2 separate regions of the Homo sapiens genome follow, and region 2 is linked to region 1. Evidence: chromatin contacts called from ENCODE Hi-C data. All regions are on one chromosome and are shown on one strand. The core of a region is the stretch at or near the end of the contact, and the rest is flanking DNA. Distances in the headings are between cores, read along the strand shown. Region 1 holds the start of ACVR1B (activin A receptor type 1B). Region 2 holds the start of KRT86-AS2 (KRT86 antisense RNA 2).

Region 1 (2,700 bases), core at 99-2,598:
ATAACCTTCATCTGCTACCCCAAGGCCAAAACACATTCGCCAAGACTCTCTTAAATGAAATATTTTAGGGTTTCATCTGCTCTTCTCAGCCCCCAAAGCCTCAAAAACAACACAGCCAGCGAAGTGTCCCGCAAAAAGGTACCCGCTTCTACAGAGAGGAGAGTGGGGGGGTGGTATAAGGCGAGCCGCAGACTGTGGGGATTGGGAGGTAAGGGGTGTGTGAGGGTGGGCGGGCTGGGAAGAGGCATCGTGTAGGAAGGTAAATAAGTACTGACCAAGGGCCGGGAATACAGTCCAGTGGTGGGATCTTTAAATAATCTTGGGGGTTTGGAGACAGGTTCCAGGATTTCACCTGAAAGGCATCCACAAAGTGATTAACTGAATGGGCCCCCCGGGGTAGGGTGGGGGAGGCGAGGAGGAAAGCAAATACACCTAGATTCACATCAACCCTTGGGGAACTCGGTTCCATAGGGTTAGGGATTCCAAAGCCAGGCTCCAAAAAGGTTTAGGGGCCTGTTCGTCCCACTTCCTCCAAATAGCCTCCACGGGGCATGAGTGCCGGAGGGCGGAGGGGGGATTGCCCCACTGAACTCAAGGGATTGAGTGAAGGGGAAATGTGACTCCCTTTCCCAGAACATTAGGGAGGCAGTGGAGGGAGGGGAAGAAACACGCCAAGTGCAGGACCTGAAGGAAAGGTTAGAGACCCCTTCCCCTACAGTCTGAGGTGCGCGGACTCTCAACATCAGGTTCCCTCGGAGAGGCTAAGACCCCACCGCCCGAACCCCACAGTCTTGGCGGGAGAAAGACGCCCCCCAGGAGCACCTGGAGGGAGGGAAGAAAGCCCCCCGCCCCTGGACACGGTGAAGGGCAGAAACCACGGACCTCCAAATCTTGGAGCTGGAGGCTCAGACTCCCCTCTCTGGAACACGAGGGCGCTGGGAGCGCGACCCCTGAGAACTGCCCGAATCCAGTTCCGCCTGGAACAGGGCTCGGGTCCCCAGGGGCCCGGCGTGAGCTCCGTCGCCGCCGGGCGGCTGCGCCTCGGAGATCGGGGAAGCTGACTGGGGGTCACCCCGACTCCTCTGCGCCCCCCACCCGGCCATATTGTGCTCGTGGGGAGGGGGCGCGCTGTAGTCCAGCGGCCGCGGCTCGAGGCCTCGCCCTTGCCGGGCCCTCTCCATCCCGGCCCCCGCCCCCCGTCCCAGGACTCACCCTGGACCCCCCGGGGCCCGGACCCGCCGCTGCCGGCGAGCAGGAGGACAACAAGGGGGAAGAAGGAGGAGGCTCCGGCCGACTCCGCCATAGTAACCACCGCCGCCGCCGCCGCCGCCGCAGCCCAGCAGCGCCCAGCGCGCGCGCGCGCGCCCCCGGCGCCTCCCCTCCTCCCGCGGCCCGGCTCCCGCCTCCCTCTCCTCCGCCCGGCGCCTGCACGTGCGCTCCCGGCGGAGCCGGCGCCGCGGCCGCCGCGCGCGCCCCCGAAGGGCGGGGCCGGGGCGCGCGCGGGCGCCCGCCTTAAAGGGGAGTGTCCCTGTTAAAGGGGTGGGCGGGGCTCACGCCTCGGCCAACTTCGCGGATCGGTGCCGAGCCCGGCGCGGAGGAGGCCGGAGCCGAACGTGCAGTCTCCTCCCTCTCCTGCACCCCACGCAGTGCAGAATTATCTTATCAGAGTCGATCCCCCGCCCCCGTCGAATATTCTACGAATCCCGTGCGTGTTCCAGTTCCTCCATCCCTGCGCCTAGCCTCAAGCCCCCAGCGCGTCCCCTGGGATCATCGCCGCGGTCTCCTAACTGGTTTCCCTGCCTCGCCTCGCCCCCTGCCATCCTCTGGACGCGGCAGCCTGTGTGATGGAATCGCGGCACGCGCCTTTTCAGAACATAGCAAAGCTCTTTATTGATGACAGTATGGGTGAGGGTGCCGTGTGAGGCACTCTGATTGGGCTGGTAGGTAGAACCCTTTTGGTAAACAATTGGCATTATGCATCAAATGCCTTAAAATCTTCATATCCATTTACCCAGTATTGTCCCCTGTCCTCAAGAAATAATAAGAGGACAGATGTTTATGAAAAATGTTAACTGTATATTTATCATTGTAAAAAAGGTAGAAACTAAGTAGACAATAATAGAAAATGTTAAATTATGGCCCATCCATATGATGGAACATTATTTAGTAATTTAAAATCCTGTTTACAAAAACTATTGACATGAGAAAATGCTTACAAGATAATGTTAAATTAAAAAAGCAAAATGCAACACTGTTTACAGTATTATTCAAATTGTACTGATAATATGTGTTTATAGGAAAAAAAGACTGGAAGGATATTTACCCAATAGTAACAGTAGTTATTGCCATAATTTTTTTACTTTTAACATTTCAATAATTTCTAAATATTTTTCAAATAAATGTTACTTTCAAATCTAGAAGAAATGCTTAAGAAAGTAAACAAATCACTCCGTATCTTTCTGAAAAGAGGTCAGTTTCTTTAGCTTGAGAAAGAACTTGATATAAAGGAAAGGGCAGAATTTTTGCAGCCAGAGAATTCTGGATCTGAATTCTGCTTCCTACTAACTAGCTGTGAAAACTTGGGCAAGGTTTGAACCTCTCTAAGCACAGCTTCACCATCTGAGATCTAGGGGTGGAAAGGATGGCCAAGAGATAGGGAGAACAGTTGCTTAAATGGAATTCTCACCTTCTAAGTTTCAC
Region 2 (2,700 bases), core at 124-2,623, 330 kb before region 1:
GACACTCTGGCACTAGAGTGCCTTAAAAAGTAAAGCCCAAGCCTCTGGCCAATGACGCACTTCAGCCCCACCCAGGGACATAGAAAGCAGAAACTATTGTTGCATTGATGATGTAATTTCATGCAATAGAAAGGAATGTGGGCTCACTGTACAGAAGCTTCTCTTGGGTCTGTGTGGCAGGGAAAGAACCCAGAAATCCAGCCTTTATCTAGCCACCCCACTCTATCTTCCGACCACCAAAATCCAATGCCTTGTAAAAACTCGGACCAACTTACACCCTGGATCTGAAGTAGAGACAGAGCTGGAGCCTCCGTCTGATTTCACAGCCCACAATTTCCTCCACCATAGTGTGTTGTTCCTCTGCCCGCCACCAGATCATATTAACACAACTCGGTGGCCCAATTGTGTGTTAAACCAGAACCCAAGCTTGGGCCACCCAATTGTGTTCATCTCTCTCCAGCCCCCATCTGCAAGGGCCACCTGTCTTCAAATGCCCCATCAGGGTGATAGAAGGCACTGGCCCAATCCCCATCTCACCCTTTTCTGTTTCTGCTCGGTTTCCTCGTCTATGGCCCACCTCCCTACCCAGAACCTCATCTCCAGGAATCCTAGAGTGTCTTCCTCACCATCCTGTCCCCTGAACCAAGCACTATGAGGCCATTCAGTAAGTATGTGTAGAGTGAATGGATGGATGGAGAATGGAATTCTCAGCTCTGCTGCCCAGAAGCTATGGGCCCCAGGCTAGACTCTTCTGCATGAATGAACCCTTTCTCTCGCTTTCCCCATGGACTCCGGGCTCCCCATCCTAAAGACTCTGGTTCTATAATATCGAATCATCATATACTTAAGTCACATAGACCCTCACAGCAGGAGGGGAGGAGGTTGCTTCCTGGTACTGTTCTCGCCCTGACCCCTCCACCGCAGCCAGGTTTGTCTGTGCTCTGGGAATGGCCTGGAGAATCCGGGTTTAAACTCCTGGCAGCTCAGACCACTCCACAACTTTTTATTGCAGAGAAGTCCCTGGAAAGAAGGGGTGGGAACAGTTCAGAGGGGCAGGGTTCTTGGTCCAGGTAAGCTGGCCACCTCTACCCAATGGCACCAGCGTCCAGGCCATCTGCACTGGGGATGGTCAGTCATAGTCCTGTAAGCTGTGCTCCAACGCCTCACGTCCCGGTGTGGGAGGCAAAAAGGAAAGATGATGTGGGGTCAGCTCTATGGGAGGGGGCATCTGACACAAGAGGGCTAAGTCTTTAGGGCAGAAGCTGAGGGTTCCTTGTCTTCTCCGGAGGGAGGCGGGAAGGGTTCAACATCTGCGGGAGCTGTGTAGCTAAAGCCCACGGACACAGCCGGGAGAGCCGCAGAGCGCGTAGCCGCCGCCAGGGGCGCTCGTCTCCAGGGCGCCGGAGCCTGCTCGGGGCTGGAGCAGGCAGGCGGAGCCCGGCTGAACGGAGGACGACTGTCCGAGGGAGGAAAGCCCTTCCTCCCCCCACCCCAAGCCCCAGAAGACAGACTTGCAGACATCTCCTCCAGATACACAGACCCTCCTCCCCACCAGGAGACAGATGTACAAACTCCCCGAAAGGAACAGGTAAACAGACCTCTCCCCAGAGAACAGACCACAGGACCCCCTTCCCCACACACGCAAACGCAGTCACCCCCGAGAGAAGAAATAGCCCCCGACAAAAGGAGAGGCACAGAGGGAGCTGTCACAGACACAGGAACAGAAACACAGCCCTTCTGCCTTCTCAAGAGGAGGCACGCCAAGGTGTGGACGGGGAAGGAGGGAATAAGGAGAATAAGATAATAAGATAAGATCCGACCATGCCAGCCTACTGTTTACTTACTGATGCTCCTTGCCCCAAATCCCAGACCAAGCCAGCGGAAAGAAGGAAGCAGGTGAGTCCATCTGTCTACTAGGTTTGGTATTCTGCATTCCCCAGGACACACACTCCTGACCCTCCCAGACAGCAGTCCTTCCACCCTGCAAGCTCCCTGGCGCTCTCTGATCACTCCTGCCTTAAATTCATATAACTCACTTTTGTTGATGACTTTTTGGAGGAAAGAGAAGACCAAAAAAAAAAAAAAAAAAACTACACTTTCTTTGGCCTGACTTGATCTTGGAAGGTGAGACCGTGAGGGAACATTTTAAACCTCTACAGGAGACCCCAGAGCAGGTAGCTCCATAATCTGAAGACTAGTGTGTGTCCCTAAAGCTGTCACTTAACCTCTCTGAAACTTACCCCTCATCTGTAAAATGGGGATAATAGGACCTCCCTGCCAGGGTTTTGTGAGGTGTTAAAGGAGGTGATCAATGCAATATGCCTGTGGCATGGGTGATCAGTTCCCCCTCCCTCCCCTAGCCTGGTGACAGCCCTTGTCTCCTACTGTTGTCTACTGAGTTGAAAGCCAAGCCCCACCTGGTCATGTAACCCCACCTTCCCCAGGCCTGGGGAGAGGGGCAGAGTTGAGAAGAAGGCACTTCACACAGAGACCTTATTCCCACTGGCTAGGCCTTGGTCCCTGCAGCTGTCTCCATGGACAAACCGGCCCCTGGTCTCTGATACTGGGGTGGATGACTATGGGTCACCCCGTCCCAGGTGCCAAAAGTACACATCAGCTAGAACTTTTTGTTCAAAGGGCTGTAAGATGGTGAGAGAAACCTAGCTCTAGAGGAACGAGTTCCTGGATACCTAGGTCATC

What was found. A loop is a pair of places that touch in the nucleus more often than their neighbours do. Pooled maps may share reads with other maps.
Region 2: a loop to region 1 is called in a map of ascending aorta, with 5 times the contacts of the local background. The contact joins the promoter of KRT86-AS2 here to the promoter of ACVR1B in region 1. A Hi-C loop is called at or near these places in 1 of 168 maps with a recorded cell type or tissue (ascending aorta) and 4 of 50 pooled maps.

What each region holds. Positions count from the first base shown.
Region 1 is chr12:51,950,347-51,953,046 of GRCh38, reverse strand. It overlaps ACVR1B (activin A receptor type 1B), which reads right to left and starts at 1,348. Exons shown (of 9, transcript NM_004302.5): 1 at 1,213-1,348. The coding sequence starts at 1,303. RefSeq lists silencers at 1,354-1,403, 1,434-1,493 and an enhancer at 951-1,570.
Region 2 is chr12:52,277,829-52,280,528 of GRCh38, reverse strand. KRT86-AS2 (KRT86 antisense RNA 2) reads left to right here and starts at 1,373. Exons shown (of 2, transcript NR_199073.1): 1 at 1,373-1,588. All of the region lies in intron 2 of KRT86 (keratin 86), which reads right to left. RefSeq lists an enhancer at 1-452.